Regions from separate parts of the Homo sapiens genome. Here all the other regions are linked to region 2. A link is a loop called in an ENCODE intact Hi-C map of the cell type or tissue named here. Cell type or tissue: GM12878. All regions are shown on one strand. Region 1 overlaps OSBP2 (oxysterol binding protein 2). Region 2 overlaps OSBP2 (oxysterol binding protein 2). Region 3 holds the start of TCN2 (transcobalamin 2).

What was found. A loop is a pair of places that touch in the nucleus more often than their neighbours do. Peaks named below come from ENCODE experiments on the same cell type or tissue, not always from the same donor. Only the 100,000 strongest peaks of a DNase experiment are listed, where the experiment ranks them.
Region 1: it touches region 2 in a loop (4-fold over the local background); 14 of 110 quality-filtered maps call a loop at or near these places.
Region 3: it touches region 2 in a loop (8-fold over the local background); 4 of 110 quality-filtered maps call a loop at or near these places.

What each region holds. Positions count from the first base shown.
Region 1 is chr22:30,702,202-30,710,201 of GRCh38, forward strand. All of the region lies in intron 1 of OSBP2 (oxysterol binding protein 2), which reads left to right. Among named protein-coding and RNA genes, the nearest start is that of OSBP2, 11 kb to the left of the region's middle. In GM12878, a CTCF peak has its summit at 3,976 (motif pointing right); DNase peaks (open chromatin) are centred at 3,850 and 4,120; H3K4me3 peaks cover 656 bases; H3K27ac peaks cover 2,350 bases.
Region 2 is chr22:30,751,004-30,759,003 of GRCh38, forward strand. All of the region lies in intron 2 of OSBP2 (oxysterol binding protein 2), which reads left to right. Among named protein-coding and RNA genes, the nearest start is that of MIR3200, 23 kb to the left of the region's middle. RefSeq lists a silencer at 4,519-4,668. In GM12878, a CTCF peak has its summit at 4,600 (motif pointing left); a DNase peak (open chromatin) is centred at 4,568.
Region 3 is chr22:30,601,853-30,609,852 of GRCh38, forward strand. It overlaps TCN2 (transcobalamin 2), which reads left to right and starts at 5,322. Exons shown (of 9, transcript NM_000355.4): 1 at 5,322-5,543. The coding sequence starts at 5,480. It also overlaps a transcript of PES1 not described here. RefSeq lists enhancers at 5,108-5,687, 5,190-5,484, 7,470-7,764, 7,539-7,818. In GM12878, CTCF peaks have their summits at 439 (motif pointing left) and 3,863 (motif pointing left); DNase peaks (open chromatin) are centred at 5,357 and 7,659; H3K4me3 peaks cover 2,414 bases; H3K27ac peaks cover 3,269 bases.

The sequences.
Region 1 (8,000 bases), 49 kb before region 2:
GCCTTCTGCTTACCTGGTGTCCCAGCTTCTGTCCTGGACAGTGCATCCCTGCTGTGGTGCTAGTGTCCCACCTCCATGACCCTGGGGTTGTCTCACCTTCTCCAGGATTCTCTTTCAATAGTACCTTCTCTGCTGGGCGTGGTGGCTCACGCCTGTAATCCCAGCAGTTTGGCAGGCTGAGGCAGGTGGGTCACCTGAGGTCAGGAGTTTGAGACCAGCCTGACCAACATGGCGAAATCCTGTCTGTACTAAAAATACAAAAATTAGCTGGGCATGGTGGTGGGTGCCTGTAACCCCAGCTACTCGGGAGTCTGAGGCATGAGAATCACTTGAACCTGGGAGGTGGAGGTTGCAGTGAGCCAAGATCATGCCACTGCAATCCAGCCTGGGTGACAGAGTGAGACTCGGTCTCAAAAAATAAATAAAATAAATAAACAAAACAAAACAAAACAGTACCTTCTCCTGTGTAAGCAGATCCCTGTATTGAATTTCTCCTGTTTGAAATACCTAGAGTAGCCCCGTACTGATCCAAAGAACCAGGTCTTCCTCCTTTGGGAATTTACAGGGTATGTCTGAGCTTCTCTGCAGATAACTTTGTGTCAAGGGGACACCATGGCCAAGTTTGGCATCTTCTTTGTATTCCACATAGAGCCTGGAGTAGTACTTGCCACTGATACATCCTCAGTAGCTTGGTTTGTCTGTTAATAGATGAGTGAGTAAATGAATTAGAGTTGCCTGTGAGTTTATGGGATTTCAGAAAGCCAAGTATGTTCATGCCAAACTTGAATTTTTCTTAATTTGTCTTCCATTTCAAAAACTTGTTTGCTGCAATAAGTTAACTGGGGAGATAAATTGGAGATTGCAGGCTTAAGCCAGGAGTGCAGGAAAAGCAACAGTGGGAATGTGGATATAATGTGTTTCTAGCTTTGAATGTGTTGCAATAGGCTACTCAGTGAACCAGTATCTTATTTTTTTTTTTTTAAATTTTTTGAGATGGAGTCTCGCTGTGTTGCCCAGGCTGAAGTGCAGTGGCAAAATCTTGGCTCACTGCAACCTCTGCTTCCTGGGTTCAAGCGATTTTCCTGCCTCAGCCTCTGGAGTAGCTGGGATTACAGGTGTGCACCACCACACCCAGCTAATTTTTGTATTTTTAGTAGAGATGGGGTTTCACCATGTTGGCCAAACTGGTCTCAACCTCTTGAGTTCAAGTGATCCACTCTCCTCAGCCTCCCAAAGTGTTGGGATTATAGGCGTAAGCCACCATGCCCGGCCTTATAGCTTTTTTTTTTTTTTAGACAGAATCTCACTCTGTTGCCCAGGCTGGAGTGCAGTGGCACGATCCTGGCTCACCACAACCTCTGCCACCTGGGTTCAAGCAATTCTCCTGTCTTAGTCTCCCAAGTAGCTGGGAGTACAGTCACCTGCCACCATGCCCTGCTAATTTTTGTATTTTTAGTAGAGACGGAGTTTCACCATGTTGGCCAGGCTGGTCTCAAATTCCTGACTTCAAGTGATCTGCCCGCCTCAGCCTCCCAAAGTGCTGGCATTACAGGTGTGAGCCATCGTGCCTGGCCTGGCCTTATAGCTTTTAAAGCTACTTTTCTGTGTATCTGATGGCTTGCCTTGCACTGTTGGAAGCCAGCTATTGATCAAAGAAGGGGCCTCTACCCTAAAATGTTAGATCCAACTGGATAATACAACCTTTTGTCTGTGGGGTATTCTGCAAGTGTCAGAGTGACTTCCAGTTTATGCTTTCAGTGCAGGAGTGCTGATCTTGCCATCCTGTTACATGGGGAAAAAACTGGAAGCACATGAACAGCACGAGGATTCAATCACAGTCTTCTGACTCAGCCCACGCAAAGGTGTCCACCCACCTCACACTGGGGAGACTCTTCTGTGGGGTCCTGGGTTGGAGGTCTCCGAAAGTAACCCCAGGCTCAATGACCCACTAGGAGGACTCACAGGACTCAGCATATATTAATGGCAAAAACTGTGATTACCTTTGTACCAACCTAATAGTTGTACCCACAGCTATACTTTATTACAATGAAAGGATGCAAAGAAAGCACGATGGCAAAGAAACAGAGTGAAGTCTGGGGAAAAACAGCTGCAAGCTTCCAAGGGTCCTCTCCCAGTGGAGTCACACAAGATGCGCTTAATCCCTCCACCACCGAGTTGTGACAACGCACGTGAAATGCTGCCAACCAGGGAAGATCCTTAGAGACTCAGAGCCCAGGGTTTTTACTGGGAGTTCGTCATGTGGGCACCTTCTGTTTGGCACGTACCCAAATTCCAGATTCCCAGAAGGAAAGCAGATTTTTTTTTTTTTTTTTGAGACAGAGTCTTGCTGTGTCGCCCAGGCTGGAGTGAAGTGGTGCAGTCTCAGTTCACTGCAACCTCTGCCTCCTGGGTTCAAGATATTTTTGGCTAATTTTTGTATTTTTAATAGAGATGGAGTTTCACCATGTTGGCCAGGCTGGTCTCGAACTCCTGACCTCAGGTGATCTCAGCCTCCCAAAGTGCTGGTATTACAGGTGTGAGCTGGAAAGCAGATATTTGCCATAAATCACATCGTTTGTACAAACAGTATAGGCACAGTGAGCCACCCTTATCAGTTAGGGAATGGTAGGAAACCTCCCCAAATTCAAGCTACCAGACACTAGCCAAAGGCCCCTTGGAAGCAGGCCTGTCAAAGGACGGGCAGTCTCAGGCCTGCTGTGTGAACTCTTTTCTGCACAGGTGTGAACTCATTCCTCCTTGCAGACATCAGTGACATCAGTCAGAGTAAGGGCTGGTTCAAGGAGAGTGAGTGCCCATACTTGGCTTTGAGTGATGGAGTGGCCTCTTGTCTCTGATCAGAGAAAGCCACATGCCAGTCTTGCAGGGTGTCAAACACATAGCATGTCTGCTGCTCTGTGTGCTGAGTGCCTGCTCTGTGGCTCTCCTGGCCCTGTGATTGGCGGTTGATTGCATCACAGACACTTGTCTGATCTAGACCTTGCCCAAGGTCATCTGGCGGCTTGGTTTTTGCAAGTGACTGGGGTACACTTGCCACATGGACCCCTTCCTCCCCAGTATTTTTGTTGTTGTTGTTGTTGTTGTTGTTGTTGAGATGGAGTTTTGCTCTTGTTACCCAGGTTGGAGTGCAGTGGCGCGATCTCAGCTCACCGCAACCTCCGCCTCCCGGGTTTAAGCAATTCTCCTGCCTCAGCCTCTCGAGTAGCTGGAATTACAGGCATGCACCACCATGCCCGGCTAATTTTGTATTTTTAGTAGAGTCGGGGTTTCTCCATGTTGGTCAGGCTGGTCTCGAACTCCCGACTTCACATGATCCACCTGCCTTGGCCTCCCAAAGTGCTGGGATTACAGGGGTGAGCTACCGCGTCTGGCCTCCCCAGTATTTTTGCGCCTTTGGTGGAGTGTCTGCTGTGAGTTCTTCAGCTGCTGCTACTGAACCTTGTACGTTTCTCAGGGAGGGTCTGTTAATCCAAGATTGGGGCCTGACAAGAAGTCTGAAACGTTTGTGACAGTGAGCCTGCACTAGCTTTGGTCATATTGTTTATTGATCTCCTGCAGTGACCACAATGTGCAAGGCAGTGTGAGTGACAGACCTGCATACCACTGTCACACAACTGGAGTGGAGGAGGGGGAGGGAAGTGTGCACACACCCTGGTTATTTAGTAAGAGGCCAACAGGTTGAGGCAAAGTGCTTTGTGGGAGCCCCTGGATATTCAAACATGTGGCTTTCACTTCCCCTGTAGTCTTTTGGGATACAGCTGGCAAACTATGTCAGTAAAGAAAGACAGGTCTATGAAAAGGCTGTGAGGTTCCCTAGAACAAGATCAGTATATGCTTATCCCAAGGGGAAAGAGAGGGGAAATGGGCCTGTTCCCTGGATGACTGCTGGATGCTGACACGTGGAGAGAGGAGATGGTAAGAAACACCTCTGAACAAAATTGAAATTGGCAGCTTGGTGTGTGGTGAATCACACAGCAGGTGTCACCACACGGAGATGTGGCTTTAAGAGGCCCCTTTCATAATCATACACACGGAGCAAACTGTCAATAAGTTTTGGGGTCATGCTGGGTGCTGTACACTTTTTTTCTTTTATGTGCGATGCTTTGCCACGTTGCCTTACTTTTTTTTTTAAGAGTCCTTGGAGTTCTGATTGCTTAGTGATGCTTCATTCCATTTGGCATCTTGTCACACGCACAGCCACAGCTCTACATTTAATACCGATTTAACAATCTTGACTCACACCATTTGATCTGCATTGCTGGGCCATTGCCTGAAACCAAGAGGAGGGCAGATGGTGTGGCTGAGCTTGCATAGGAAACTGCCAGATTGCATTGTCCTTTGAAGCAGCAGGAGGTGCCGCCTTCCTAATACAGTGTGTGGTTTCCCTGGGCTCACCAGATGAAGCCCTGACCCTCGGCGTGATAGTCACTGTCCTTCACAGCCAGGTCCTGCCTCTCTTTTCCCTATCACTCATCTTCTTCCAGCCTTGACCCTTCTTCTAACAAACTTGCCTTACTCCCCCTTTGCAAGCCACATGTGTTTCATTCCTCACTCCAGATCTTCCTGCCATCCCCTCAGCCAGAAGGACCCCTCCTCATTGCTGCTGAAATCCTATCTGGGTAGGCTTAATCCCAGGGTCATCTCAGCATGGACCTGTATGGATTTCCTGCAACGATCTGGAGGAACTGTCCTTCTTCTGGATGCCTTTTTGTGTATTTCATTTGGCCATGCACCCCATCAGCTGGGTATTCGTCCTTCTCTCTCCGTTAGATCAATACCTCCCTCCTCCCCACCGGAACATAGGGCCATGTCTTCTCAATGTAGTGTCCTCTAGAGTGCTGGGCCTAGGGCCTTATACTTGAAAGACTCTCAAACTTCAGTGAAGCTTTTTTTTTTGAGACGGAGTCTAGCTTTGTCGCCAGTCTGGAGTGCAGTGGCGTGATCTCAGCTCACTGCAACCTCCGCCTCCCGTGTTCAAGCAATTCTTCTGCCTCAGCCTCCGGAGTAGGTGGGATTACAGGCTCTCGCTGCCACGCCCGGCTAATTTTTGTATTTTTAGTAGAGACAAGGTTTCACCATATTGGCCAGGATGGTCTTGATCTCCTGACCTCAAGTGATCCACCCACCTTGACCTCCCAAAGTGTTAGGATTACAGGCGTGAGCCACCGTGCCCGGCCTTAAGTGAAGCATTTTTATAGAAAATGTACTTTTTGGGCCCAGTGCAGTGGCTCACACCGGTAATCCCAGCACTGTGGGAGGCTGAGGCGGGCGGATCACGAGGTCAGAAGATCGAGACCATCCTGGCTAACACAGTGAAACCCCGTCTCTACTAAAAATACACAAAAAAAATTAGCCGGGCACGGTGGCGGGCCCTGTAGTCCCAGCTACTCGGGAGGCTGAGGCAGAGGAATGGCGTGAACCCGGGTGGCGGAGCTTGCAGTGAGTCGAGATCATGCCACTGCACTCCAGCCTGGGCAACAGAGCGAGACTCTGTCTCAAAAAAAAAAAAAAGAAAATGTACTTTTTGTAATTTTGTGTTTTGTTCCTAGTATAAAGACCCAACATGCAGCCTGAACCATTGCAGTAGCCGAGGGGGAGTCAATGAATTGCTAGGAGAACACAGTGACCACGAGGCTACACATGGCCCAGCTTCTTCAGCCCCATTTCTTTTTTCTTTTTTTTTTTGAGACAGAGTCTCACTCTTGTTGCCCAGGCTGCAGTGCAGTGGTGCAGTCTTGGCTCACTGCAACCTCTACTTCCTGGGTTCAAGCGAGTCTCCTGCCTCACCCTCCCGAGTCGATGGGATTACGGGCATCTGCCACCATGCCTGGCTAATTTTTGCATTTTTAGTAGAGACAGGGTTGTGCCGTGTTGGCCAGGCTGGTCTCGAACTCCTGACCTCAGGTGATCCACCTGCCTCAGCCTCCCAAAATGCTGGGATTATAGGTGAGAACCACCTCGCCTGGCTGTTCAGCCCCTTTTCTAAGGCTTACATGAGCTAAGACTATGTGAGGATATTGAGAGCTCATTGTATTAATGTGTATTTAAAACTCTTTTGTTATGAAGAATTTTAAACAACATATATAAGAGTAGACAATAGCATAATGAAACCCCATGTACCCATTACCTAGTTTCAACAATTATTAACTTCTAGGCCAATCTCGTTTCATCTCAGTCCTTCTCAAATCATTTTAAAGTGAATTCTAAATATGATATTTTACCTGTGACTATTTCAGTATATATCTCTAAAGGATAAGGATTTTTTTTTTTTTTTTTTTTTTTTTTTTGAGACAGAGTCTTGCTCTGTCACCCAGTCTGGAGTGCAATGGCATGATCTTGGCTCACTGTAACCTCTGCCTCCTGGGTTCAAGCAATTCTTCCGCCTCAGCCTCCCGAGTAGCTGGGATTACAGGCGCCCACCATCATGCCCGGCTAAGTTTTTAATTTTTGTAGAGACGAGGTTTCACCATGTTGGCCAGGCTGGTCTGGAACTCCTGACCTCAGGTGATCCGCCCACTTCAGCCTCCCAAAGTGCTAGGATCAACAGGCGTGAGCCACCGTGCCCGGCCAAGGATAAGGATTTTAAAAACATATCCACAGGCCAGGGGGGTTGGCTCATGCCTGTAATCCCAGCACTTTGGGAGGCCAAGGTGGGTGGATCACCTGAGGTCAGGAGTTCGAGACCAGCCTGACCAACATGGTGAAAACTTATCTCTACTAAATATAAAAAATTAGCCGGGTATGGTGGTGGGTGCCTGTAATCCCAGCTATTTGGGAGGCTGAGGCAGGAGAATCACTTGAACCCAAGAGGTGGAGGTTGCTGTGAGCTAGGTTGTCCTGTTGCACTCTAGCCTGGACAACAAGAGCGAAAACTCCATCTCAAAAATAATAATAATAAAATAAATAAATAAATAAACAAAAACATATCCACAATACCACTATTACAACTAAAACAAGTTAACAATCATTCCTTATCATCAGCTATCCAATCAGTGTTCACAATTTCAGTGGTTTCAAATGTCATAAATTTTTTTTTGGATACATTTGTTTGTATTGGGACTCAACCAAGATCTACCCATAGAATTTCCCACAGTCTGGATTTTACTGATGGCATTTTCTTGGTGTAGGTTAACATGTTCCTCTCTCCTCTGTAAGGTCTTAGTTTGACAGATGGATCTAGAAAGTTGAATAGGTGGTGGTGTGTTCTTCCATCAGGAGTTGGTGGCTTCTCTTTTTTTGTGATGTTAGCAGCTAGTGATGATCAATCTTAGATTAGTCTAATTGTTTTTTGTTTGTTTGTTTTTTGTTTTTTTTTGAGACAGAGTCTCACTCTGTCTCCAGGCTGGAGTGCAGTGGTATGATTTCGGCTTACTGCAAACTCCACCTCCCAGATTCAACCAGTTCTCCTGCCTCAGCCTCCTGAAGTGCTGAGATTACAGGCATGAGCCACCGCACCTGGCCAAATTAGTCTAATTATTTAAAAAAAATTTTTTTTTTTTAAGACATGGGGTCTTGCTGTGTCACCCAGGCTGGTTTGTGAACTCCTGGGCTCAAGTGAGCCCACACTTGGCTTCCCAAAGTGCTGGTATTACAGATGTAAGGCCACCTCGCCCAGCCCAGATTAGTCTAATTCTATCACTTCATCCTCATTTATTGGCAGGGATACTTTTTTTTTTTTTCTGAAATGGAGTCTTGCTTTGTCACCCGGGCTGGAGTGCAGTGGTGCAATCTCAGCGTACTGTAATCTCTGCCTCCCAGGTTCAAGCAATTCTCCTGCTTCAGCCTCCCGAGTAGCTGGAATTATGGGCATGTACCACCATGCCTGGCTAATTTTTTTGGTATTTTTAGTAGAGACAGGGTTTCACCATGTTGGCCAGGCCGGTCTTGAACTCCTGACCTCAGGTGATTCCCCCACTCAGCCTCCCAAAGTGCTGCGATTACAGGTGTGAGCCACCGTGCCCCGCCTTAGCAAGAATACTTCT
Region 2 (8,000 bases):
GTGCTGGGATTACAGGCGTGAGCCACTGCACCCGGCCTCTATTGATAACTCTTAAAATCAATTGCCAATTAGAAAAAATTTAAATCTACCTGTAACCTGGAAACCCTGCCCACTTCAAGTTGTCCCACTTTTCTGGACCAAACCAATGTGTTTCTTAAATGTATTTGATTGAAGTTTCGTGTCTCCCTAAAATGTATAAAATCAAATTGCACCCCAATCACCTTGGCACATGTTCTCAGGATCTCCTGAGGGCTGTGCCAGGGGCCATGGTCACTCATATTTGGCTCAGAATAAATCTCTTCAAATATGTATGTGTTGTGTGTGTGTGTATATATATATGTATATATATATATTTTTTTCTTTTTTCTTGAGACGGAGTCTCACTCTGTCATCCAGGCTGGAGTGCAGTGGCGTGATCTCGGCTCACTGCAACCCCCATCTCCCAAGTTCAAGCAATTCTCCTGCCTCAGCCTCCCAAGTAGCTGGGATTATAGGTGTCCACCACCACGCCTGGCTAGTTTTTGTATTTTTAGTAGAGACGGGGTTTTGCCATGTTTGCCAGGCTGGTCTCCAATTCCTGACCTGAGGTGATCCTCCTGCCTTGGCCTCCCAAAGTACTGGGATTACAGGCGTGAGCCACTGCGCCCAGCCCTCTTCAAATATTTTACAGAGTTTGACTCTTTTCGTTGACACCCAGCACTCATAAATCATCCGCCCACAGCCGGTGGCAGGAGATGGGGCAGAATCACCCGCAGGAGATTAGGCGCCCAGGGCACTTGAGAGGTGAAAGGAAAAAACTGCTTTTACTGTCTTCAAACAACTTATGTCCAACAACATGTGTCGACCCAAAATGAGGCTCAGCAGCCCCCGAGGGATTCACCTCTAGAAAGACATTCACCTTCTGCTCAGGGCAAAGACATGCTGCTTGTGGCTGCAGGAGGGAAAGCCATGGTCATCCTGGGGGAGGCGTGCTCACACTTCCCAAAAGAGTACCTGTGTCAGTCACAGAGGGGTCTGCAAGCTGGGACGGTAGCCCTTCCCTGCCAGCCCTTCCTCAGCCGTGGGCCTTCCCTGGAGCCCAGGACCAGGTGTTGGAGCAGAGTGCTGTTCAGCGGCACCCAGCCACCTCTGCTCACTGCAGTAGTGATTCTCTGCCTGTGCATCTAAAATTTGACCTTTTGAGGTTTTCCAGTTTTATATTTATGGCTCGAACTTGCCAGTTGCCTAAAATGAGCTGAAGGAAGGAATACTTATTTCCAGGCCACATATTTTTTCTTTGCTTTGCTTTTTTTTTTTTTTTTTTTTTTTTTTTTGAGACAGAGTCTCACTCTGTCGCCCAGGCTGGAGTGCAGTGGCACCATCTCGGCTCACTGCAAGCTCCACCTCCTGGGTTCACGCCATTCTTCTGCCTCAGCTTCCCGAGTAGCTGGGACTACAGGCGCCCACCACCACGCCCAGCTAATTTTTTGTATTTTTAGTAGAGACAAGGTGTTACCCAGGATGGTCTCGATCTCCTGACCTTGTGATCCGCCTGCCTTGGCCTCCCAAAGTGCTAGGATTACAGGTGTGAGCCACCGCGCCGGGCCCAGGGTTCTTATTATGCAGATGAAGCCTCCAAGTAGCAGGCTTCAGAGAGAATAGATTGTAAATGGTTCTCACCAGACTTAAAAAGGTGCCACACTCTTAGTTCTCTCCTGGATCAAGGAAAAGACCTGGAAAAGGAAAGAGATTCTCTAAAGAACATAGACTTTCCCAAGAGACAGATTTGCAGGGCCATTTCAAAATATGTCAAAGAAATGTATTTTCAGGTAAAATACTCTGATCTCTTTTAGGGCCTGCTATTTGTCATGTGATACTATACTAGAGTCAGGCTGGAACTTGGTGTCATTGCTACAAAAAGTCTTAAGATCTCTGCTTTAATGTTAATGCTAGGCAGCTGTGCCTGAATTCCAAAGGGAGGAGGGTACAGAGGCATGTCCAACCCCCACTTCCCATCATGACCCTAGCTACTTTTTTTAGGTTAACTTTGGAATGCCCTTGGCTGAAAGGAGGAGCCCATTTACATGGTTGTGGCACTTCGAATTTTTTTTCAGTTTACAGCCCTATATGAACTCAAACTTCAGGAGCAAGGTGTGGCAGCTCCCACAGAGGTGAGAACCAAGACCCTCTGTGGTTGGAAGGGAGATTTGCATATGGATTAGCACAGTGTAAGGTAGGAGGCCCTCAGTGTCTTGGGGTGGCTGGAGGTGGGGTGTGGGGATAGGATGTTACTGGTGGGAGGTGAGACTTGAGAAGCTTTGGAATATGGAGATGGAGGTGAGGAGGGCAGGGAAGAGGACTCCAGGTGGTGGGCATGGTTGGAGCAAAAGGGTAGATGTGTTCAGGGACTGTGAGTGTCCTCTGTGGCCTGGGCATCATAGTCAGACTGCAGCATCCCTCAGCCTGGGAGTCACCAGGGGAGGTTCAAGATAACTTGGTGGAGACAGCTCCGTGCTCCTTCCCTTGAAGCTGAGGGTATTGGCCTGGGCAAGATCTGGGACTAGGACCTCCATCTGGCCAGGAAGGTGGTGGATGGGAGGGCTGGACAGGCTCAGTGGCCAGAGTGTAGAAGTCACCTGTCCACTCCAGGCCAAACCGTCTTTGGTCAGCAGCCACCACAGAGCGGGATGATGTGCTTTCCCAAGGATTTTGCATGTGATGGTTTGAACACGGGTTATTTGGCTCCCTCTGAAAAGAGTTATTATTGGACTTATCCCCAGGAGAAGGGCATATTTGCCTGCAACCCTTCAGGGGGAAACAAACTTTTTCCACATATTTGAAGTTATGAGAGGGATTTGAAAGCAGTGAAGCAAGCATGTCCTGTAGAATGCCCTGGAATGCAGTGGCCTTTTCTCCAGCCAGTTTGGTATTCCTTCCGTTTTGCCTGGTGGCAGCTCTCACATTCCCTTCCACCTGTGTATTTGGGGCTGGATGACACATTGTTCCCTGTGTGGAATTTATTTGTTCTTAATTGTTATGCCCAAATATTGTGTCACATTGATCAAACTCCAAGAAATCAGAGGCACACAGCACTTGAGAGAATTACTCTGAGTCTTTCTTTCTGCTGCTTGGGGAAAAAATAGATTTTCCTTTGAATCTTTTGGCTGGACTTCAGCCAAAAATTGGGCAGACTTTTCCAAGTGCGTGAGAAGATGCTGAAACTCCCTGGATGTGTTTTCCCTGCACACTCCCTCTGTTTATAGTTCCTGTTTATTGTTGACATTGGAAGGCTCCTGTTCTGTGAAAGAAAGCAACGCAATCCTGCAAGGTCACTGAAAGGCAAAATGGTTCTTATGCACTAAAGTGCATGCATATGTCCCTCAGCAGGCTTTGATTGGTGTCCTTGTGTGTCCTGGGGGCTGAGCCAGATGCAGGGAACTCAGAGATGAACAGGCACAGGCTTGGACCTGGCCTTTAAGGAGCTCACTGTTTGGGGCTGAGGAGAGACTCATGTGGGCAGCACAGGTATGCTGGCCCATGCAGAGGAGAGAAGAGCTGTACCTGGGGTGGAGTAGGCACCTCACTGTTTCCCCGTGCCCCTTGGCTTACACCCCACCCTGCTCTGTAGCAAGCTGCCTTACCTTCCCCATGTCCTTTGTGTCACCCCCGAGGGCTCTCCCTTGGCCTCAGGGAAGCCTGTGTGCTGTGCTGTCCTGCCCCGCCGGCCTCATCTTGGGGTCTCCATGTGTGTCTGACTTCTCCACCTGGAGCTCCTCTGCATGGACCTCCTGCTGCTGTGCTGGGGCAGGGGTTGACCTGTCCAGCCCCCTGGCTTCTGGATCAGCTTTGGTCATTGCCTCTTGGGGCTGCCCTTGCCCCATCTCAAAGCCTCCCATTGCCATATAGCTTTCTGCTGACTACATCTTCCTGTCCCCATCACTGATCTTCCCATCTGTCTTCAAGCTCATAAAAACTCCCCGTCCTTGACCCCTCTGCTTTCTTCCTGTATACCCACTCTTTCTGCTGGGCAGCCTCTCCTCTTTCTTGCTGGGACCCTATCTTCCTGACCTCTTAGCTTTCAGCACACGCATCTCCAACGCCCTAGCCAGGATCAGCTCACTTGTGTCCCCCTGTGGGCACTTCTCAGCTGCTGATGGACAACATCTATAGATCTATAGCTGTGTAGGCCGTGGCCACTAAACAGTCATGCTTTACACCCACTGGGCATGCCAGACCCACAGGGGCGCTTAGAGCAGAGTGGGTGCAGAGCTCTGGGCAGCTGATGGCTGGGACCTCAGATGATGTCCTGGGCCACAGATCAGGAGACTTCCCTGCTGGGCTGGAGATGTACAGGGCCCCATATCACCAGAGAGACCAGAGCTCACCACAGGACCAAGCAGCCTTTCAAGAGAGTCCTTATTATCAGATTCTCATTCCTTTCTTATCCTTTATTAGAAAAATTCATATGAGGAAGGGCATGGAGTTTTCTGCTGTTCTGATGAGGAATCAGGCAACCCCAGGACCGTGTGATTGGTTGTTTAAGCAGCTTCCGAAGTGTAGGCCTCTTTTGACTTCGGGAAGCTTTGTCTTATTTCCAGCTGCCATCTGGTGGCTGGATTGAGGCCCTTCTGAGGGCATGTTGAGTCAACCAGGGCTGGCTTGCTCACCTGTCTTTATAAGGTCCCCACAGGGTCATCAGAATGTGAGACCTCTGGGGAGAAGAGTCCAACCAGGAGAAGGAACTTTCACCTACGCAGCCCCCACCCTCCAAGAGGGGCAAACCTGGCCCAGGGACTGGTCGATTGTGCCCCTCTTCAGCGTTCCCCTCCCTGTGCCACTCATTCTTCCAAATCCTGGTGTCTTGGTGCCTCTGCTAGGATTGCACCCCACCCGTCTCAGCCCTCAGGTCCACCAGGGCCCTTGGCCATGGAGCTTGTCCTCAACCCCTGGGCCTCGTTCCCTGGTCGGCATGCTCTTGCATCTTCAGCTGTGCCTTAACGTGGAGCACCAGTCCCCACGCAGCCTGACCCCACTAGGCCCTGTCCACCTCTGCCCCCACATGGTCACCTCCAGACTCTGTGGGCTCTGGCTCAGTAATCTTAAAATCAGAAGCCCTGTTCTGGCCACCACAGCAGTTACCCTTCCAGTGCCCTTCCAGATCTGACTCCTCCAGGTGGCAGTTGCGTTTTTCTTTTCCTTTCTCACTTGGCCTCGCCCTGTGGTTCATCCCTGCTGGGGTGAGTTCTTCCTCTCTCTCCTGGTTGTCTGGCTTCCTTCACACCTGTTTGTCCTCTGTCTAACCATGGGGCAGCCCAGGCACTAGACAGGTTGGGCCCAAATCCAGACTGTGTCACTTATAAGGTGGGTCCCTCTGCCTCTGTCTCTTCACCCACAAAGTGTATGTAATGATAAAGACCTTTTAGGGGCCAGGCATGGTGTCTCACGCCTGTAACCCCAGCACTTTGACTTTGGGAGGCTGAGGTGGGCGGATCACGAGGTCAGGAGTTCCAGACCAGCCTGACCAATACGGTGAAACCCCGTCTCTAGTAAAAATACAAAAATTAGCTGGGCATGGTGGCGCACGCCTGTAGTCACAGCTACTCAGGAGGCTGAGGCAGAAGAATCGTTCGAACCCGGGAGGTGGAGTTTGCGGTGAGCAAAGATCATGCCGCTGCACTCCAGCTTGGACGACAGAGCGAGACTCCATTAAAAAAACAAAACAAACAAACAAAAAAAACCTCTTAGAGTTGTCAAGAGGGATAAATCAAATCATGCTACAAACTGCCCAGCAGTCACTGGAGTGTGGTGGCCACTCAGCTGACGGAAGTAACATTGTCAGTCTTTGGGTGATGACCTGTCAGTTCTGCACCTTCTACCTTCAGGCAGGGGTGATAGGGCCCTTTGCTGAGCACACGTACACATGCTATGCAGCCACGTTCTGCAGTGACCCTCCCAGCCATGCAGACAACACTCCTCAAACCCAGGGTATCTGCTGTGTGGTGACCCCTTCCAACCATGCAGACCACACTCCTCAAACGCAGGGTATCTGCTGTGCGTTGACACCTCCCAGCCAGGCAGACCACACTCCTCAAACCCAGAATATCTGCTGGCCTTGATCAGTACCTGTCCCCTTTGTGTGAGTCCCTCACCACCTTTCTCTCCCATCTCCCAGGGACGTCCTTGCTACTCTGTATATTTTCACTGCTGCCTCCTGCCACACTGCAAAAGATCTTGCTTCCTCATGCATAGAACAAAACCAGATCCACAGCTGAGCCCCTCAGCTCTCTGCCATTACACGCTCCCTGCGTCCCCCCTGCCATATGAATCCCAAATGATTCCAGTGGAGACATTTCTCCCCTTTGAAGCAGTGCCAGCTTCAAAGGGTGATTTTCTCCCTCTTGCTGGGGGACTTGGTTTTATCGCTGTTTTCTTTTTCCTTTTCTTTTCTTTTTTTTTTGAGACAGAGTCTCTGTCGCCCAAGCTGGAGTACAATGGCATGATCTCGGCTCACTGCAACCTCCGCCTCCCGGGTTCAAGTGATTCTCCTGTCTCAGTCTCCCGAGTAGCTGGGTCTACAGGTGGGTGCCACCATACCTGGCTAATTTTTGTATTTTCGGTAGAGACAGGGTTCCACCATGTTGGCCAGGCTGGTCTCAAACTCCTGACCTCAAGTGGTCTGCCCGCCTCGGCCTCCCAAAGTGCTGGGATTACAGACATGAGCCACTGCACCCAGCCTTATTGCTGTTTTGTCACTCCTGTAGCCTCAACCTCTCTCCTGGCCTCTTCCCACTGCATATGACCCACCACTCACTACTTTGAAACTGTACTAGCCAAGGTCTCAGGTCACTTTCCAGACCTGGCAGATGACTAAGAAGTGAACCTGGGTGTCACCTTGAGTCCTGCCCTCCCTGATCCCTCATGTGCAGCTTGTCAGCAGATCCTGTCAGTGCCAGACCTGAGCACTTTCACATCTGCCCACTGCCCTCCATCTGCCTGGCCTCCAACCCAGTTTCACTATCTGACCTCCCAGAGTCTGGACAGCAAGAGTGAGTCTTTTAAAATCCAATTCTGCTCAGTTCCAGTTCCAGGTAGGATTAAGTGAGAAGGTTTCACTCTGCAGCTATGAAACATGGACAGGGCCAGGCACAGTGGCTCATGCCTGTAATCCGTGCACTTTGGAAGCCTGAGGCAGGCCGATCACTTGAGGCCAGGAGTTCGAGACCGGCCTGGCCAACATGGTGAAACCCCATCTCTACTAAAAATACAAAAATTAGCCGGGTGTGGTGGCGCACGCTTGTAGTCCAGCTACTGGGGAGGCTGAGGTGTGATAATCACTTGATCCCGGGAGGAAGAGGTTGCAGTGAGCCGAGATGGCACCACTGCATTCCAGCCTGGGTGACAGAGCGAGACTCTGTCTCAAAAATAAAATAAAATAAAATGTGGACAGAATGCACAGAGCAGCTATTTGAGCACCCTGAAAATTAAGTAGCCACAAGCAGACTAGAGAAGACCAGAATCTGAGGTAACACCAAACAGGTGGTGAGGTTACAATTTTTTCCCTCCAGTATCTTCTAGAGTGGACTCAGGGGAGACCCAGAAGTGAGCAGACAGAGAAAACTCCTGGAGAAGCCCTCTAGTTCAGGCTCAAGGAGGAAAGGGTCCCCTGTCAGTGATAGCAGTGGCGATGAGAGGCCTGCAGGTACCAAAAACTCAGAGGAATCCATGCACACCAGTAGGAAGAGCTCTGGGCCCAAGAAGTGAGGGAACCCCTGTTCCATTTTTCTCTCACTCTTCCTACCACTTAGCCCCCGATATAGGTGTGGTGGTGGGAAGTGGGCAGCCAGAGGACTGAAACAGAGCCCAAGAGAACCAGAAAAAAACAGGAAATCACAGAAAGAGAACACCTTGGGAAAGTGACCCCATAACGTTGTTTTCATGAACTCCTGGCTTCACGTTCAAGCCGCACATGGATGGATCTGATCCTAAACAGCATACTAAAGATTTTGAGAACTGAACTTAAA
Region 3 (8,000 bases), 150 kb before region 2:
ATCTCTGCTTCCCAGGTTCAAGTGATTCTCGTGCCTCAGCCTCCCGAATAGCTGGGATTACAGGTACGTGCCACCACACCCAGCTAATTTTTGTATTTTTAGTAGAGACGGAGTTTCACCATGTTGATCAGGTTGGTCTTGTTCTCCTGACCTTGTGATCCACCCGCCTCGGCCTCCCAAAGTGCTGGGATTACAGGTGTGAACCACCGCACCTGGCCCCTTCTTTTCTTTTCTTTTTTTTCTGATGTGGTTTGGCTCTGTGTCCCCACCCAAATCTCATCTTGAATTGTAATTTCCACTTGAGGGAGACACCTGGTGGGAGGTGACTGGATCATGGAGGTGGTTTCCCCCATGCTGTTCTCATGATAGAGAGGGAGTTCTCACAAGAGCTATGGTTTTAAGTGTGGCACTTTCTCAATCTCTCTACTGCCACCTTGTGAAGAAGGTGCTTGCTTCCCCTTTGCTTTCTGCCACGATTGCAAGTTTTCTGAGGCCTCCCCAGCCATGCACAACTGTGAGTCAATTAAACCTCTTTATAAATTACCGAATTGCAGGTATTTCTTTATAGCAGTGTGAAAACTAATACTTTTTTTTTTTTGACACAAGAGTTCCACCCGCCTTGGCCTCCCAACGTGCTGCGATTACAGGTGTGAACCACCATGTCCGGCCTCTTTTTTCTTTTATTTTCTTTTCCTTTTTTTCTTTTCTTTTGATAAAGATAGGGGCTCACTATGTTGCCCAGGCTTGTCTCAAACTCCTGGCCTCAAGTGATCCTGCCACTTTGGCCTCCCAAAGTGCTGAGGTTACTGCACCCAGACAATTATTTCTTTGATGGACTATGCTTTAGGTGTTGTATCTAAAAAGGCATCACCTCTTCTTGAAGTTTTATAGTTTTGTGTTTCATAGTTAGGTCTATTTCAAGTTAATTTTTTGTGAAAGGTGTATGTTTAGGTTGATTTGTTTTGCATATAGACATCCAATTGTTCCTGCACCATTTGATGAAATGTCTTACTATTACACTAATAGTGTCTTGCTATTTATCTTAACTTGAAAGCAATTTGTGTGTGTGTGTGTGTGAGAAGGAGTCTCGCTCTGTTGTCCAGGCTGGAGTGCAGTGGCGTAATCTTGGCTCACTGCAACCTCTACCTCCTGGGTTCAAGCAATTCTCCAGCCTCAGACTCCCAAGTAGCTGGGACTACAGGAGCCCACCACCAGGCGCAGCTAATTTTTGTATTTTTAGTAGAGACTGGGTTTCGCCACGTTGGTCAGGCTGGTCTCGAACTCCTGACCTCAGGTGATCCACCCACCTCGGCCTCCCAAAGGGCTGGGATTTCAGGCATGAGCCACTGCGCCCAGCCACTTGAAAGTAATTTTAAACTCACAGGCCCCCTAAAAGGTTCTTGGAGACTACCAGTCATCCAGTGACCACAGTTGGGAACCAATGCTCTAGTTGATGGGATTTTTTTATGATTTTATCTTTGCTTTCTCCTCCTCTTCCTCCTTTTCTTTCTTTCTGTTTTTGTTTGTTTTTTGTTTTTTGTTTCTCCGAGATGGGGTCTTGCTCTGTCACCCAGGCTGGAGTGCAGTGGCATGATCTTGGCTCACTGCAACCTCTGGCCCCCAGGTTCAAGCAATTCTCCCGCCTCAACCTCCCAAGTAGCTGGGACCACAGGCACATGCCACCATGCCCGGCTAATTTTTGTATTTTTAGTAGAGACTGGATTTCACCCTGTTGGTCAGGCTGGTCTCGAACTCCTGACCTCAGGTGATCCACCCGCCTCGGCCTCCCAAAGTGCTGGGATTACAGGTGTGAGCCACTGTGCCTGGCCTTAAAATATGATTTTAATATATATACACTTTTAATCACTAAAATAGATATTTCATATAGAACTAGAGTTGTGTATTTGTTATATTCATTCTTCTCATGCCATCTTCATGCATACAATTTTATTTTTCTCTTTTGGGTTAATTTTTAGGCTAGTCCTCGCCAAGTCAGCCTAAAACCACCAGAAACAAACCCAGTTGTTGACTTATTCCAATGAGGGAAACCACCCAGCAGAGGAACTATAGTGATCTGGCTGAACAAAGGGAAAGGTTATTAAAGAATTGAAGGGAAGGGTGGAGTTAGGTGAAGTGTAAAGCAAGCAGTGTTTTGAGGCAAGCAGGCTCCAAGTATCACAGGGCTGTGTATGAAGGGTCCGCTTCAGGTCTGGACGGCAAAGTGGACCTAGAGTCTTGTTTCCTTGGAAACTACAAAGTTAAGAAAAATGTGGAATGCTGAGTCCAGAAACACCTTATCTGAGACTGCTTGTCTGTGTCAAAATGACATAGCTCTTTTAGGCAACAGTGGGATGTTCTGTTCTTACTAATAGGATATCAAACAGCAAATTTCTGATTGCTTGTGCTTTTAGGGGGAAAAATATAAATAATCAGTAAAAAAAGTAGTAGTCACCCAAATAGCTGTAGCATGCATGGCCTTGATAGAAATGTTTCCTGTTGGCCAGGCGCGCTGGCTCATGCCTGTAATCCCAATACTTCGGGAGGCTGAGGCAGGCAGATCACTTGAGGTCAGGAGTCCGAGACCAACCTGGCCAACAGGGTGAAACCCTGTCTCTACTAAAAATACAAAAATTAGCTGGGGGTGGTGGCGCATGCCTGTGATGTCAGCTACTCAAGAGGTTGAGGCAGGAGAATCGCTTGAACCCGGGAGGAGGGTGTAGTGAGCCGAGATCATGCCATTGCACTCCAGCCTGGGCAACGAGTGAGACCCTGTCTCAAAAAAAATAAATAAATAAGAAAAAATAAGAAATGTTTCCTGTTGATGTTGCAGCTGGCTTGCAGCTGGCTTTAGAGGTCCCTGTTATCCCAGTCTAGTGGGAGCACAGGCAGACTTTTACTTTCTCATTCCAAGCTAGTTTTCACCACAAATAGAAATCTTGATCTGGCCAGGTGCAGTGGTTCATGCCTGTAATCCCAGCTCTTTGGGAGGCTGAGACAGGAGGATCGCTTGAGCCCAGGAGTTCAAAAATAAAAAAAATAGAAATCCTGATCTAAATGATGTAATCATTTTTGTTTTTCACATTCCCTGACCACATGACCTGAAATAGCACTACCCCTGACCAGTCACTCTATTTCTTTTTTTAATTTTACTTTATTTTTAGGACAGGGTCTCCTTCTGTCGCCCAGACTGGAGTGCAGTGGTCTGATCTCAGCTCACTGCAACCTCAGCCTCCTGGGCTCAAGTGATCCTCCCACTTGTAGCCTCTAGATTAGCTGAGACTTACAGGCACACACCACCATCCCTGGCATTTTTTGGTTTTGTTTGTTTTTTAGAATCAGGGTCTCACCATCTTGCCTAGACTGGTCTCAAACTTGTGGGCTCAAGCAATCCTCCTGCCTTGGCTTCCCAAAGTGCTGGGATTACAGGCATGAGCCACCAGTATTTCTAATATGTATGGGAAATATGCTGTCTTCCTATTCCTACTCCCCCACCCTCTAGCACTGAGTCCAGGTAGGTAGGCAGGGGGGTGTCTCCCTCCTTTACTTCGACACCCTAACTACCTTGGGGATCAGAAGTGACTCTCTGGAAGGATGCTGCTGCTTCTCACCAGAGGCTGACGATAACGAAGGCTATCCTCCATGGCCACCTCCTCCAGGCTGCCTTCCTGGAAATAGGAATCATAATAGTTGTTACTGGAAACAGGCAGAGGGTTGGGGGAGCCAAGGCAGTCCCACCCAGGACCAAGGTGGCTCCATTGCACACACTTCACCATGACTCCCCTGAAGGTCCAAACGTGCGGTTCTGCGGAAGTTGGGCTCCCCACTGGCCTCCCTCCTTCCTCAGAACCTCCAGGGGTGCTCCTCCTAGTGGCCACATCCAGCCTTTCTGACTGGACAACCTATCATTTAAAATTTTCAAGTAGTTCCGTAAACAGACACACGTTGCTGTATTTATTTATGTCAAGGGCTTGGTTTGTGATAAATCAGGCTCAAAAAGATTGTCTTAAAAGAGTGAACCTTGGCAATTTACCATAAAATAATTGCAATGCAGATTGTGCATGGAAATGATTGGAGATATTTTAAGGTCATAGTGTCTTCACAAATTGAGCTGAAAGGGAACTGTTAGGATGATCTTGCCTAACCCTCTCTTCTCACACAGGAAGAACTATTTTAAACTCGAGAGGTTAAGTGACCTGGCCAAAGTCACACAGCCACCACTAGTTAACTCGTATACATTGATTCTCCTGTGGGGCTGGGCAGATGAGGAATCTTTTGTTCTCTTCCCTGTTTGCAGAGATTTTTTTTGAGGTTACTTTCCGAGTTCTGGCAAGTACCCCTGCTTCTGGTAGCTTTGTGTCTCGATTCAATCTCATTCTTTTTATTTTATTTTATTTTTGAGACAGGGTCTCACTTTGTCACCCAAGCTGGAGTGCAGTGGTGTAATCTTGGCTCACTGTAGCCTCCACCTCTTGGGTTCAAGCGATCCTCCTGCCTCAGCCCCCCAAGTAGCTGGGATTACAGACGTCTGCCACCACGCCAGGCTAATTTATGGTTTTTTGTATGTGTTTTTTGTGTTTTTGTAGAGACAGTGTTTCCCCATGTTGCCCAGGCTGGTCTCCAACTCCTGAGCTCAAGTGATCTGCCCGCCTCAGCCTTTCAAAGTGCTAGGATTACAGGTGTGAGCCACCGTGCCCGGACTTAATCCCATTCTTTAACTTGTTTTGTTTTGTCCTCTCCAGGAGGCTCCCAGCCCTTTCGGATTGGTTGAGAAAAGTGGCCTGGCTGGTCTGGGGCCAGCGGCACCCACCCTCCCCTCAATTGCCCAACTCCCCCCCCCCACCGAACTGCCCAACTCCCCCTCCCCAACTGCCCAACTCCCCCACCCCCACAATCCCCTCCCGCCACAACTGAGGGAGGCGGTGCTGAAAAACAGCTGACTCCAGCAATGCTGCTCACGTGACCACTGCAGCTGCAGCTCCCGTTCCACTCCTTGTCCTGGGCTAGGTGGGCACTACCAGGGGCTCCTTTGGTAAGGAGTACCGGGTAGGCACCCGGTCCTGCCAATCCACCACTGGAACAGCTGGGGGGACAGCAGACAGGCACGGTCGGACAGACTTGACAGATCAGGCATCAGGCCCTCTGCGCTGGTCCCGGGCTCTTTAAGCAGGAACGTGAATGGCCTCAAGATGTCTCACATGGTCCCACTAGCCCTCCTCCTCCCTTTGTTCCCTACCTCCAGGAGGGCTGCTCTGCCCTTCCTTCCTCTGTTCTTTGGCCTTATGTTCCCCGCCACCACAGACCTTCCCCCGCCCCACCCCTCTGCAGACTTAGCCGTGCATTGCAGGCATGGAGGATTAATCAGTGACAGGAAGCTGCGTCTCTCGGAGCGGTGACCAGCTGTGGTCAGGAGAGCCTCAGCAGGGCCAGCCCCAGGAGTCTTTCCCGATTCTTGCTCACTGCTCACCCACCTGCTGCTGCCATGAGGCACCTTGGGGCCTTCCTCTTCCTTCTGGGGGTCCTGGGGGCCCTCACTGAGATGTGTGGTGAGTAACTCGCCTCTATCCTGTGCCTCTTTCCTCCTGGGTCCTTAGTGGGGTGGCTAGGGCATAGGATGAGGGAACTTACCTGCCCTTCTAAGCTCCCATAGCAGTTTGGGCTTAGCTGGACCTCAGCATTTAACACATCCTATTGTGATTGATTATATGTTTGACTCCTCACCAGACAAGATCTCCGTTAATTCAGTCATTCGTTCACACATTCATTCAGCGCATACTGAGCCTTTTCTGTGTCAGGCCCAGTGTTAGCCTTTGGGGAACGTGCAAAGCATGAGACAAGTCTAATCCCTGCCATCCTAGAGCTTATGTTCTAGGGAAGGGGGACAGACAAAAGAAATGGTTAGGTGCTCCCACCTGAAATCTCAGCATTTTGGAAGGCTGAGGCGGGAGGGGAGGATCGCTTGAGCTCAACAGTTCAAGGTCAGCCTGGGCAACATAGGGAGACCCCATCTCTACAAAAAATAAAAAAAATTAAAAAATAGCTGGGCATGGGGAAGACTTTCTGAAGACCAAGAGGACACATGGGAGCTGAAACTCGAAGGAAGAAAAGGAGCTGGCAGGAAAGGAGTGGGGGACACACATTCTAGGCAGCAGGAAGTGAGCCTTCGGAGGTCCTGCCTGCTCCAGCTCTGTGCCCCAAGGGGTCTCTTGGAGCACAGTCTCCTGGGACCTGTCTATGAGTCTGAGCTTAGAGGCTCAGGGCTGCTCCTTCAGACAGGAGGCAGAAGGCAGGCTTTGGGAACTTTGGGCCGCCCACGCGCCTTTTCTCCTCCTCTGCACCTAGGATTACGTTGAGCAATACACTTTCACCCCCATGGTCTCTTGAGACCCTGGGGAAACCCTGAGAGGTGGGTGCAGTCATGTCCAGGTGTCAAGTGAAGAAGTCGAGGGTTGGAGGGGCTGAGTGACCCACTCAGGGTGCTCCACCTTTTCCAGAGCTTTGCTGAACTTAGTTTTTAGAACTTGAAGCCTCGTTTGTTTTCGTTTTGTTTTTTGTTGAGAGAGGTTCTCCCTCTGTTGCCCAGGCTGGAGTGCAGTGGCACGATCTTGGCTCACTGCAGCCTCTGCCTTGTGGGTTCAAGTGATTCCCCCACCTCAGCCTCCCAAGTAGCTGGAGACTGCATGTGCATACTACCATGCTTGGCTAATTTTTGTATTTTTTTGTAGAGACAGGGTTTCGCCATGTTGCCCAGGCTGGTCTCGAACTCCTGGGCTCAAGTGAAACTCTTGCGTCGGCCTCCCAAATTGCTGAGATTACAGGCGTGAGCCACCGTGCCCGGCCAGAACTCCAAGCCTCTCATCTGTGTTCCATAAATGCAATCAGACACCTCAGGTCTGGGCCCAGGAACCCCAGCTCTTGGTTCATGTCCGGACAGTCCCCAGGGGAGTTCTGGGTTCAACCAGCAAGAGCTCTTCCTCCTGGCTGATCTGGTCCTCAGCCTTGGACAGTTAGTCCATTAACCTGACCCCACAGGAGCCCCAATCCCTTGGGGTCTGGGGAATCTTGAACTGGGGTTTGGGGTGCAAATATCTGCACTGAGTCACTTAATTGCACCCAGCCTCATTCCTTTATCTGTAAAGTGGGCTAAGAATGCTCCCCTGCCTTCCTCCTCGGTGTAGTACAAGGAAGGATCCCATGACACCTGCTCTCCCAGTTTAAAGCTCTATATGTATGTTGTGAAATTGACAGGGATCGCTGCACAAACGCTAATGCAAAGTGGGCTCCTGTGCTTCCTTTTCTCTTTCTTCTTCTTTTTTTTTTTTTTAATTTTCTTCTAGAGATGAGGTCTCACTATATTGCCCAGGGTTGGTTTCAAACTCCTAGGGTCAAGCGATCCTCCCACCTTGGCCTCCCAAACTGCTGGTATTACAGGCGTGAGCCACTCTGTCTGGCTCCTGTGCTTGTGAATGTCAACAGCAATCAGCCCTTAGCTGGCAGGGCTGGGTTGGTAGGGCGAGAGCTCACCCAAGGCTGCTTTTATTACCCTGCGTGAATCTGCCTGGCCCCTTCCTTCTAAGGAGGTTGCTCTGTGGTTGTCAGTCTCTCCCTTTACAGCTGGATCCTGATCTTTCAGTTTCTAACCCTGTGCTGACTCATCGTGCTGGAAGTGAGAGCCCGGGGTGAGGTCAGGGAACTCCCTTGCGCGTTTCAAGAAAAGGGAAAAGGAAAGAGAGGTGAGGAGGGGGGCAGATGACCAGAGAGACACAGGCTGAGAGAGACTGAGACAGACCCAGAGAGCCTCACACATTGAGTGACAGAGACGGAGAAATGGAGATAGGCACCAAAAAATGGTTCTCAGTGACAGAAAGGGAAAAAAGCAACCCCCCAGTCTCTCTTAACATCTGGTGAGAAACCAGCCATGTGCTTTGGTCTGGGCCCACACAGCAAAGGATTATGTAGGGTTTCATGCTGGTGGATGGTCACCTTATAGCAACAGGTATCTG